3 separate regions of the Homo sapiens genome follow, and all the other regions are linked to region 1. Evidence: read pairs that join two places in POLR2A ChIA-PET (ENCODE). Cell type or tissue: CD4-positive, alpha-beta T cell. All regions are shown on one strand. Region 1 has its middle 66 kb from the start of MPP7-DT. Region 2 overlaps MPP7 (MAGUK p55 scaffold protein 7). Region 3 has its middle 14 kb from the start of MPP7-DT.

Region 1 (4,000 bases):
CAGGCCAAGCACCATCTGCCAAGTAGTGCACCTGGTCATGCAGCGGCCTTTGCCTGGAGGAAGGAACACCATTTTCTAATTTGCCCAAAGGCACCAGATGGACTAGCAACAGTCCCAGAAGACTTAGCATGGTTCTGCCAAGGACTGAGGGTGTGAATTCAGGTTTGCTACCACTTATCATTTTGGATAGAAGCTACAATTAATTAGGTAATTCACTTCTTTGGCATTCAATTTCATTGCTTAAAAGGGAGACTTCAGGTGAAATGAACTCATTGTTACTAACTCCACTCCAGCCCTGCATGCCTTCTTGCTGTTCCTCAAGCACATACCTCCTACCCCAGGGCCTTTGCACTCACTGTTTCCACTACCCACCACCTGGCTTGCTTGCTTCCTTCCTTCATTCCTTCCTTCCTTCCCTCCTTCCCTCTTTCCTTTCTCTTTCTCTCTTTCTCCCTTCCTTCCATCCTCTCTTTCTCCCTCCCTCTCTCTTTCTCTTTCTTTCTTTGGGCCTTGGTTTGTTGCCCAGAAGGGAGTGCAGTGCTGTGGTCATAGTTCACTCCAGCCTCAAACTCCTTGGCTCAAGTGATCCTCCCACCTCAGCCTCCTGAGTAGCTGGGACTACAGGTGTGCACCACCATGTCTGGCTAATTTTTTTTTTTTTTTTTTTTTTGAGATGGAGTCTCACTCTGTCACCCAGGTTGGAGTGCAGTGGCACAATCTCGGCTCACTACAACTTCCGCCTCCCAGGTACAAGTAATGTTCCTGCCTCAGCCTCCCGAGTAGCTGGGACTACAGATGCGCACCACCACATCTGGCTAAATTTTGTATTTTTAGTAGAGACCTACTGACCTCGTGATCCACCTGCCTCAGCCTCCCAAAGTACTGGGATTACAGGTGTGAGCCACCGCGCCCAGCCCCTGTCTGGCTAATTTTTATTTTATTTTTTTAGAGATGGAGTCTTGCTATGTCGCCCAGGCTGGTCTCAAACTCCTGGCCTTACGTGATCCTCCCACTTTGGCCTCCCAAAGTGTTGGGATTACAGGCATGAGGGACTGGGCCCAGCCCTAATAAATATTTCTTGAAGGCATAGACTTTTCTTCTTATGTTAAAACTGACTTCCACAATAGGATGCTTCGGCGTTTCATGTTTTGTGTATGTGAGTGTAATTTTGCTCCCTGGTGGGGTGTAAATTTACTTTCTGAGGCATGGGGGTGAAGGTGACAGTGACTAGTATATTGCTTCAGGATGTGTTCTGGCCCCTTCTTATGGTGTCACCATCTTCTAGGATGTGGCCAGAGCACGGTGAGGTATGTAACAAAATGAAACCTTTTGCTTAAAATCAAATTGGCCAGCAGGGCGCGGTGGCTCACGCCTGTAATCCCAGCACTTTGGGAGGCCAAGGCAGGTGGATCACAAGGTCAGGAGATCGAGACCATCCTGGCCAACATGGTGAAACCGTCTCTACTAAAAATACAAAAAAATCAGCTGGGTGCGGTGGTGCACACCTGTAGTCCCAGTTACTCAGGAGGCTGAGGCAGGAGAATGGCTTGAACCCAGGAGGTGGAGGTTGCAGTGAGCTGAGATTGTGCCACTGCACTCCAGCCTGGTGACAGAGTGAGACTCCGTCTCAAAAAAAAAAAAAAAAAAAAATCGGTCAAAGTACAATATTTGCTTCCTACTCTGCTCATCTTCACCTGAAAAATCTACAGATTCTTCAGATTGCAAACCCATGCTTACCAAAGATAAATGCTTGCACTTTGCATGAATTTGAAAATGTATCTCTTATTTTTCATTCAAGACTCCAAGTTGGCCAGACAGGATGACTCATGCCTGTAATCCCAGCACTTTGGGAGGCCAAGGCAGGTGGATCACATGAGGTCAGGAGTTCAAGACCAGTCTGGCTAACATGGTGAAACCTCGTCTCTACCAAAAATACAAAAATTAGCTGGGTGTGGTGGTGCGTACCTGTAATCCCAGCTACTCAGGAGGCTGAGGCAGGAGAATTGCTTGAATCCAGGAGGCAGAGGTTGCAGTGAGCTGAGATTGTGCCACTGCACTCCAGCCTGGGCTAACGAGCGAGACTCCGTCTCAAAAAATAAAAATAAATAAAAATACAAAATAAAAATAAAGACTCCAACTCAATATTTGGGGAAAAAAAGCCACTTTTATCCCTGTCTTTGACCCCTTAATCATTTTTCCTTTGCTGGACCTAGTCCTGTCTCTCTGAACTCTCTGCTGCAATTTCCTGACACTGTGGCCCAGGTCTGGGGAGCTCTTTGGGTGGGGCTGAATGCCGAAGCTCACTCACCACTTCCCTTCTTTTCAAAAGAAGCGAAAGTCTTTCTAGTTCCTTCGGTTTGGGTACTTTCTTTAAGTATGTGCCTGAGTAGACAAGTCATCGTATTTCCTGATTCTGCTCACTGAAAGTAGTTTCTACTTGTGTGCAGGAATAGCTTCTAGCTCTGATGCTTAATTCTTTTGACTTAAATATCCCCATATGGTGGGAGGTCTAGAGAGGAATTTATACCACTGAGACTCTCACTATATATATTTTTTCTGTCAGTTACTCTTGTAAGCTGTGAGTCTTTAATGATTACCATATGCACAGGCCCATATGGTCTGAGCCTCCACTCAGCACGTGTTCCTTGATCATAATGTCACAGAGCAGTGTGGCTTTTCCTGTGAGCATTCTGTGCAACATAGCATGGTGACAGATACCTTATCCGGAGTCGCCATTTTATTTTTTCAACGTTTTCAGTGCGTCTTTGGAAACACTAGCCAGCCACTTGTAGACACGTCAAGTACAGATTCATATTTGAAATATCCTGGGTAAATATTTAAAGTATTTCTGTGCCAAGCAAAGTGGCTCATGCCAGTACTTTGGGAGGCTGAGGCGGGAGGATCAGTTGAGGCCACGAGTTTGAGACCAGTCTCGGCAACATAGTGAGACCCTGTCTCTACAAAAGTAAAAAAATTAGCCGGGCATGGTGCTGCACCTGTAGTCCCAGCTATTCGGGAACCTGAGAAGATGACTTGAGCCTGGGAATTGAAGGCTGCAGAGAGCCACGATTGCATCACTGCACTCCAGCCTTGGCGACAGAGAAAGAACTGTCTCAAAAAACAAAAAACAAACAAAGTCTCTCTGTAAGTTTGTCTGTCCATGATACGCAGGGAAATTCAGAGAGGAATTTGAATGTAACTTTTATCTCTGTAAAACAGTAGCATTCCTTCTTTCTGGCCATACTAAGGACCTGTTCCCTAAATGGCTGGAGCCCACGTTAGTTTGAATTGCTGCGTGTGAAGCAAAAATGCAATTTCATTATCCGAACAAAACAACTTGGCTTCATCGTGGGAAGCTCGTTAATTTCAAATGGAAAATAATCAACCCAGAAAAGGATGGGTGGGCTTTTTCTTCCTCTTTTTCCTGTAAACTAGAGGAAAATGGTTTTTGGCTGAAAGATAGCTTGGCAAGAAGCTTGACTCTTCAAAAGGAAGCCCCTGTAGAGAGCAGATAGGCTCTGACAGTGGGGGGCACAGGTCTGTGTCCATTTGTCACACGATTTTGAAACTGGCAGGGGTGCCCCTGCTGCTTATATCACAAGAGGGTTTCCACAAGGCACGTGTTCTCCAGTGAGGGTTCTCAGTAACTCATGAGCCATTTGCGACTCGGTACAAATTCCCAGGGGCCCAATCTCTCCTCTTTTGCCTGCTCCACCTAATTCTAGATTAATGTCATGGGTGGGTGAGAAGAAAAAGAAAATTATAAGACTTTCTATCTATTTTTATTTTTATTTTTTATGACACAGGGTCTTGCTCTGTCACCCAGGCTGGAGTGCAGTGGTGCAATTATGGCTTACTGCAGCCTCAACCTCCCAGGCTCCAGCTATCCTCCCACCTCAGCCTCCTGAGTAGCTGGAACCACAGGTGTGCACCACTACACCTGGTTAAGTTTTGTATTTTTTGTAGGGATGGGGTCTTGCTATGTTGCCCAGGCTGGTTT
Region 2 (4,000 bases), 120 kb after region 1:
AGCTACTCGGGAGGCTGAGGCAGGAGAATCACTTGAACCTGGGAGGCAGAGGTTGCAGTGAGCTGAGATAGCACCATTACACTCCAGCCTGGGTGACAGAAAAGATGAGTTCCTATCCCTTTTCTTTACATTTGTTTTTTCAAAGTATGTTTGCACTATGTTAGAGTGAGTGCATACATTTAGAGAACAACAGGGGAAAATGCTAGAAATTCAGTAACTTCTAGTTTCCATTTTATAACAAATGTATTTTTATTATTAGCTTCCTACTGGAATCCTACTCCCCACCATTATGTCATCATTTTCACATCCACGGTCTGTAGCGATTATGTCCATGTGGGGCCTCAGTAGTTTTCCCTTTAATTTTGTGCAGATTTCCTTACTGCATAAACTCAACTGCTCTCACTGAGGTCGTCATTAAGTCCTGTGTGTGTTTGGGCAGGCCGACTTGATTTACAGCCAGCACTCCACTGCGGGTGAGTAAGATGGCAAGTTTCTCCCTGTTTTTCCTCTCAGCCCTTCCTATCTAGAGTGCAGATAACATAATTACTCAGTTAAATATCATCTGCCCAGGTTTTCATTTTGAGATAAATCTATATTGTGGTTATCTGCATTATACTTAAAACTTACACCGAAGATAATTCTGTTGGATAGGTTTTAAGTAATTATCTTCAGTATTTCCTTTTCATTTATGATATGAGGCATAGCAAATCTTGGATTCCTTGATATTAAAATAGATAAGATCAAGCTGTGAACTCAGGATGAGTCAGTACTGTTTTAAGAGTTGGATTTGCCATGCTTTTGGCAAATTAGTACTTCAGAGCAGGAGCCCAGAGGTTTCAGGTAATCCCAGTCACCAAAATGTTTGTTACAATATAACATCATTACTTTTCACTTGGGAACCTTTTATTTTGTTGGGCCCTTTTCTTTCCTGTTTTCTTTTTATAGCCATTTATAATTCAGGGATTCAGGCAAAGAAATACAGCCCTTGGACCACAAGATAGTTATATTCAGCAAGATTTTCAGAACTTGTACAGCTATGATTTTTCTCAGTAATCTTGGCTAGTTTGTGAAATTAATGGCTTTAGAAATATTCTCAAATGGTTTAGAGGAGAGTAAAAAGAATCTTTTGAAACATTGTCCCATTTTGTTAATTCAAGGAGATTATAGTGCAATTGAATGTAATTCCCATAAGAATGGATATAGCAAAAGTATGTCTTTTTTTTTTTTTTTTTTTTTTTTTTTCTTTTTTGTGAGACAGACTCTCTCTCTGTATCCCAGGCTGGAGTGCAGTGGTGAAATCTCAGCTCACTGCAACCTGTGTCTCCCAGGTTCAAGTGATTCTCCTGCCTCAGCCTCCCTAGTAGCTGGGACTGCAGGTGCCCCCGACCATACCCGGCTAATTTTTGTATCTTTAGTAGAGACGAGGTTTTGCCATGTTGACCAGGCTGGTCTTGAACTCCTGAGCTCAAGTGATCCACCCGCCTTGGCCTCCGAAAATGCTGGGATTACAGGCATGAGCCACCGTGCCTGGCCAAAAGTATGTCTTTTTAATAATTGAGAAATGATGTCTTGAGCAGTCAAGTAGGAACAATTACTTGGTTGTCCTTGTGTAATGTGCAGAAATTAAGGAAGATGATTTTTCACGAATCTACATAGGACCTATCAACTATAAGGAAATATATTAGTAAACACTGTTTCTACATCCTGATGCTTGTAGGTTTCCTTGATGTTGAAATAGTGTTAGCACAGATTTGTTATTTTTCCTCTTTCTGATTAATCCAAACCTGGAGTGTGGCCCTGGTTCTCCGGCTGCAGAGAAGTCAGTCCATCTTTTGTAGGCTCCTTTTCTGTTTTACATTTGTCGGGCTCACTACTTGAGCTTACTCAGCAACCTTTAAAGCTCTAAATCCTCGTTAGTCTTAAACTCCCCAGCTCATATTTGGCCGGCAACTCTACTTGGCATTTCAGTAATTTCCCACTTGCCAGCTCATCTTTTACCAAGAATCAAAAACCATTCTGATCTTTAAAGAAATGCAGATGAGGCCGGGTATCGTGGCTCACGCCTGTAATCCCAGCACTTTGGGAAGCCGAGGAGGGTAGATCACGAGGTCAGGAGTTCGAGACCAGCCTGTCCAACATGGTGAAAACCCATCTCTACTAAAAATACAAAAATTAGTTGGGCATGGTGGTGCGTGCTCATAGTCCCAGCTGCTCGGGAGGCTGAGGAAGGAGAATCGCTTGAACCAGGGAGGCAGAAGTTGCAGTGAGCCAAGATAGTGCCACTGCATGCCAGCCTGGGTGACACAGTGGGACTCCGCCCCCCCCTCCCAAAAAAAAAGAAATGCAGATGAGAAAAGACCCTTTCTAGGACACAGAGAATAAACTTGCAGCTGTTAAGGAGTGGGAATTTCTGCCACACGTGGATGTCAGAAATGGAAGCTTTTATTATCAGGAGAAATATTTGCTGGTTGATGTTACTTAAATAGGTTCAAATTTCAAACAGTTCTAAGAGCCTGTTGAATGTCCGCTATGAAGAGTTGATTTTGCCAAGATGGAAAAAAAAATCTCATCTGGTTGCCTTTTAACGCCTCTGTATGATGTTAGATACAGGTGTACTTCTTGCCTTTTCACATATTGAAGAAAACAGTGAGAGTATCTAGAAAACGGGGGACCTAGATGGAGAGACTGAATGCATGAGGGTTAATGCCAGTTTCCTCATATTACAACCCAGGCTTGAGCAATATCTGATTTTTTAATGCTTCACAGAAAGCTAAATAAATGCCTATGTACTGTGGTGGTTCCATTCTTGTTCAGTACCATCTTGGCTTCCTTTCAGGTAAGGAAGAAATTGAGCAGTGATTGTAGCAGTGATTCCCCTGTGGGGGAATGCCCTACTATGGAATACTCTGAGTGTGTGACATGTCGCCGTTTACCCAAATCCTTGAAGTTAATGAGTAAAACGGCAGAATACAATCTAGACTCATAGATTCTGAATTTTGGAAGTGAAATTGATCTTAAGATAATGAAATCTACTATGTTTATAGTTTGATATTTTTTGTTATACCCCTGACATAGTACTTTGCTAATCACAGGAGTTTGATAAGCATTTGATAACTAAGCAATGTATAAGCTAAGTCACAAAATGAAAAGATTGATTTTGGCAGTAACCGATAATTTGAGGTCTGTTGTCTTGTCTCAAGTGTAGTCACTGCTGATTGTTAGCACCTTTCTGAAACTGCAAAAGAAAAACTAAAAATGGACCAGGAATTAGCGTAGGAAAGTATAGATTAGAAGACCCAAAGTGAAACAAATGGAAAAAGTTTTTTTTTGTTGTTGTTAAGTATACATATATTAGAGATGGGGGTCATTACTGTGTTGCTCAGGCTGGTCTTGAATTCCTGGGGTCAAGTAATCCTCCCACCTCAGCCTCCCAAGTATCTGGGACTACAGGTGTGTGCTATCCTGCCTGGCTAAATGGCAAAAGTGAATAAAGAGGTGCCAGGGAATAGAGGCCTCCTGTGTTGGTGTATTGAAGTCGGAATACCTGTGCCTGCATCAGTTCTGTGTTGATATTGTGAGTGAAGTGAAGTAGTAACTCTGCAATGAAGATACTTTCTTTAAAAACTTGAACACTTTTCTGTTATATTTTACAGTAGATTGATTGGCTCATTGTTGCATACTTGTATGATTATTTCTTAGGGTGTATTCCTACAAGCTATTGTTGGTTCAGAGGGTATAATCACAATTAGAATTTTTATTTTATTTTATTTTTTTAATTTTTTTTTGAGACAGGGCCTTGTTCTGTCACTTAGGCTGGAATGCAATGGTGCGATCTCGGCTCACTGTAACCTCCGCCTCCCGGGTTCAAGCAATTATCCTGCCTCAGCCTCCCGAGTAGCTGGGACTACAGGCATGTACCACACCTGGCTAATTTTTGTATTTTTAGTAGAGATGGGGTTTCACCATGTTGGCCAGGCTGGTCTCAAACTCCTGACCTCAA
Region 3 (4,000 bases), 51 kb after region 1:
GATTACAGATGTGAGTCACCATGCCAGCCTAAAATTCCCATCTAGGAAGATAAAATATTGATATGGTTTGGCTCTGTGTGCCCAATCAAATCTCATGTTGAAATGTAATCCCCAGTGTTGGTGGAGGAACCTGGTGGGAGGTGATTGGATCATGGGGTGGATTTTCCCCTTGCTGTTCTCATGACAGTGAGTGAGTTCTCATGAGAGCTGATTGTTTAAAAGTGTGTAGCACCTACCCCTTCACCCTCTTCCTCCTGCTCTGGCCATGTAAGACATGCCTGCTTCCCCTTCACCCTCTGCCATGATTGTAAGTTTTCTGAGGTCTCCTCAGCCATGCCTCCTGTATAGCCTGTAGAACTGTGAGCCAATTAAAACTCTTCGTTATATATTACTCAGTCTCAGGTATTTCTTTATAGCAGTGTAAGAACAGACTAATACAAACATTCAAATATGTTTCAAGGAAAAATATGTCTTTGACACAGATTTCTAAAGCATCATATTACATTTACAAATTGGTTCTTTCACAAATAGAAGTTATAAACTGCTTCTTGCATGTAACTTGTGAAGAGAAAACACACACTGCTTGTCTACAGATGGTGTATGAGATTTGAATTTGGCTTCACTTAAGCAAGGCAAGTAAAAAACCTTTCCATCATCCGACAACTAGAAGGGCAGGGCTATGTATCTAAGAGTACTTTCACAAGAATAATCCTATTGCTTTTCTTTTCTTTTATTTTTTGATATGGAGTGTCACTCTTGTCACCCAGGCTGGAGTGCAGTGGCATGATCTCAGCTCACTGCAACCTCCACCTCCCAGGTTCAAGTGATTCTCCTGCCTCAGCCTCCTGGGTAGCTGGGATGACAGGCACACGAAACCATGTCCAGCTAATTTTTATAGTTTTAGTAGAGATGGGTTTCACCACATTGGCCAGGCTGGTCTCAAACTCCTGACTTCAAGTAATCCACCTACCTTGGCCTCGCAAAGTGTTGGGATTACAGGAGTCAGCCACCATGCCTGACCCCTATTGCTTTTCAACAGAGAAGCTTGACTGTGCTGTGTTATGTTACACAGAGAAGGAAGAAGAACCAAGCCTCAGTGGAGACCTCATTATCTGTCAGCCACTGTGCTCAGTGCTTTGAAGTGTCGTCTCATTTAATGATCATAACATCCCTGTTCAATGGGTGTTATTATTTCCTCTGTTACGGTTGAGGAAATTGCAATTATAGATCAGTCCAAGAGTGGGATTCTTTATTTCAGTTCAAGGTAAACAAAATCATGATTTCCCATGGTAGTTGGAATGCCCGCTCTTTTGGGAGAAGTATATATAGTGAGGCATGAAAGTAAGTTTGAGGTTGCCAAGGCTCTAAATAGATGACACATGCTCATAATAGGCGATGGCACCCGGAACAACAGCATATGGTTGTGCAGCTTGTGTACTGCACAGGGTACTGCAGTCATGGCGTAAGCATCACACATTTGTATTTTTATTATGACACATTCCTGGCAGATGTCAGTGAAGTGTCTTGCTCTAATCGAAGCAGCATAGCATAAGAATTTTCCAACAAATGGAAGGAAAACATCTTGAGGAAGAGTGCCTTTTCCTAATTAGTGCCAAGGCAGCAACTGCTTGGACCAGGCATGGCGGCCACCCTGAAATCGTGACCTACCCCATGCCTCTCTTAGCTGGTCTGCATTTAACTCACTTTCCTGCCACTGTATCAATGTGGTGAAATTTGCAAGGTTACTATTACATGTGACTACTTTAGACTTTTCCTTTAATATGGTTTTATTTAAAAATAAAAGCAATTGTGGTTAGAAGTCAGGAGAGCTGACATGACTACTTGGGAGCTAAATCAATCTTTACCGAAAACAATTTTTTACCCTTTATTTTTAAATACAGGGTCTTGTTATGTCATCCAGCCTGGGATGCAATGGTATGGTCACAGCTCACTGCAGCCTCGAACTCTTGAGCTCAAGTAATCCTCCTGCCTCAGCCTCGCAAGTAGTTGAGGCTACAGGCATGCACCACCACACCCGGCTATTTATTTATTTATTTTTGGTAAAGATGGGCTCTCCCTATGTTGCCCAGGTTGGTCTTGGACTCCTGGTCTCTAGGGAACCTCCCATCCTGGCCTCCCAAAGTGCTGGGATTACAGGTGTGAGCCACTGTGTCCAGCCAAATAAACAACTTTTATATATCTTGATTTCTTAAAATTTTGTAAATTCTGGGATTAGCATAGAAGCTTTTCTAGCGTGTATAAATGGCAGATGCTAATGACAAGGATGCTCTTTGTTTTGGAATATCTGCCCTTAATTTTTAGGATATTGACTTCATCAGTGAAGCCTTTCCCTTGCATCACCTTCTTGGCACTTCAGAACTTTCTGGCTCACAGTTCTTCCCCCTTTTATGAAAATGATCACTTACATACATGCGTGGGTACAGCAGCAGGATTCTCCCACAGAACCCTGACCAGGACTCACAGATCCAGGCTCAGACTCCTCCCCAGGCTGAAGTAATGAGCTTTTCTCTTTGACAAATTTGAAATATGGAACAGAGAGACTCAAAGCCTGACAGAGGACAGAGCTGAGTCACGTTAAAGGCAGCGAGCGCCGTACAGGAAAGAGCTGCTGAAAACTTAACTTTTCCTACTCAAGTCTTGAGTGTTCAAATCTTCCACTGATTCCTTGAGATACACCAGTATCCTTCATATGCATGTCTACATACAACTCCATACGTATATATCATCTGTTTAAAATAGACTTTATTTTTTGGAGCAGTTTTAGATTTACAGAAAAATTGAGAAGATAGTACAGAGAGGTCCCATGTGCTCTGCTCCTAGTTCCCCTTACTATAAACATATTGCTGTGGTGCATTTGTTATAATTAATGAATCAGCGCTGGTGCATTGTTAGCAACTAAAGTCCATACATTATTCACATTTTCTCAGATAGTTTTTTTTTTTTTTTTTTTTTTTTTTTTTTTTTTTTTAAAGACAGAGTCTTACTCTGTTGCCCAGGCTGGAGTGCAGTGGCACGATCTCAGCTCACTGCAGGTTCTGCCTCCTGGGTTCAAGCGATTCTTCTGCCTCAACCTCCTGAGTAGCTGGGATTACAGGCGTGCCACCATGCCCGGCTAATTTTTGTAATTTTAGTAGATATGGGGTTTCACCACGTTGGCCAGGCTGGTCTCGAATGTCTGACCTCAAGTGATCTACCTGCCTCGTCCTCCCAAAGTCCTCGGATTACAGGCGTGAGCCACCATGTCCGGCCACATTTTCTCAGTTTTTATGTGATATCCTTTTACTGTTTCAGGATCCCATCCAGGGTACCACATTACATTTACTTGTCATGTCTCTTTAAACTATGGCAGTCTCTCAGCTATGTCCATCTCAGACTTTCCTTGTTTCTGATTACCTTGGCAATTTTGAGGAGTACTGGTCAAGCCTATTGTAAAATGCCCCTTGATTGGCATTTGTCTGATGTTTTTCTCATGACTGGGGATAGGGGTTTAGGGGAGGAAGGCCATGCACACAGGCAACATGACTTCTCATCACTGTTGATGTTGACCTTGATCAGCTGGTTGAGATAGTGCTGGTCAGGTTTTTCCACTGTAAAGTTACTCTCCCCGCCCCACCTTTCTGTGTTATACTCTTGGAAGGAGGTCACTATGGGCAGCCACACTTAAGGGATGGGGAGGTATTCTTCACCTCTCTGAGGATGGAGTATTTACATAAATGATTTAAAATTCTTCTGCATGGGTGATTTGTCTCTTCTCTCAGCAACATACATATTTTTAATTTATATTACCTTGAAACAGTTCCTGTAGCTTTCAACAACTAAAAGAAGCCCTTAAAAACCATCCAGTTCAGGAGACGCAAACTCAAATGTCTGCAGTGGCCAGGAGGGAAGTGGGAGGATGAGTGAGGCCAGTGGGCAGGGTGCGCCACAGACTGCAAAGCACATGCCAGCTCGAAAAGGGGGCACAACGCTCTGCTTCAGG

Evidence for each region. Peaks named below come from ENCODE experiments on the same cell type or tissue, not always from the same donor. Only the 100,000 strongest peaks of a DNase experiment are listed, where the experiment ranks them.
Region 2: POLR2A ChIA-PET joins it to region 1 with 5 read pairs; 5 of 35 experiments call an interaction of 5 or more read pairs at or near these places.
Region 3: POLR2A ChIA-PET joins it to region 1 with 6 read pairs; 14 of 35 experiments call an interaction of 5 or more read pairs at or near these places.

The regions. Positions count from the first base shown.
Region 1 is chr10:28,366,696-28,370,695 of GRCh38, reverse strand. No RefSeq gene overlaps it. Among named protein-coding and RNA genes, the nearest start is that of MPP7-DT, 66 kb to the right of the region's middle. In CD4-positive, alpha-beta T cell, no CTCF peak of the experiment used is centred here; DNase peaks (open chromatin) are centred at 2,335 and 2,675; H3K4me3 peaks cover 406 bases; H3K27ac peaks cover 2,668 bases.
Region 2 is chr10:28,251,247-28,255,246 of GRCh38, reverse strand. All of the region lies in intron 1 of MPP7 (MAGUK p55 scaffold protein 7), which reads left to right. Among named protein-coding and RNA genes, the nearest start is that of MIR8086, 36 kb to the left of the region's middle. In CD4-positive, alpha-beta T cell, no CTCF peak of the experiment used is centred here; no DNase peak of the experiment used is centred here.
Region 3 is chr10:28,315,425-28,319,424 of GRCh38, reverse strand. It overlaps a transcript of MPP7 not described here. Among named protein-coding and RNA genes, the nearest start is that of MPP7-DT, 14 kb to the right of the region's middle. In CD4-positive, alpha-beta T cell, no CTCF peak of the experiment used is centred here; no DNase peak of the experiment used is centred here.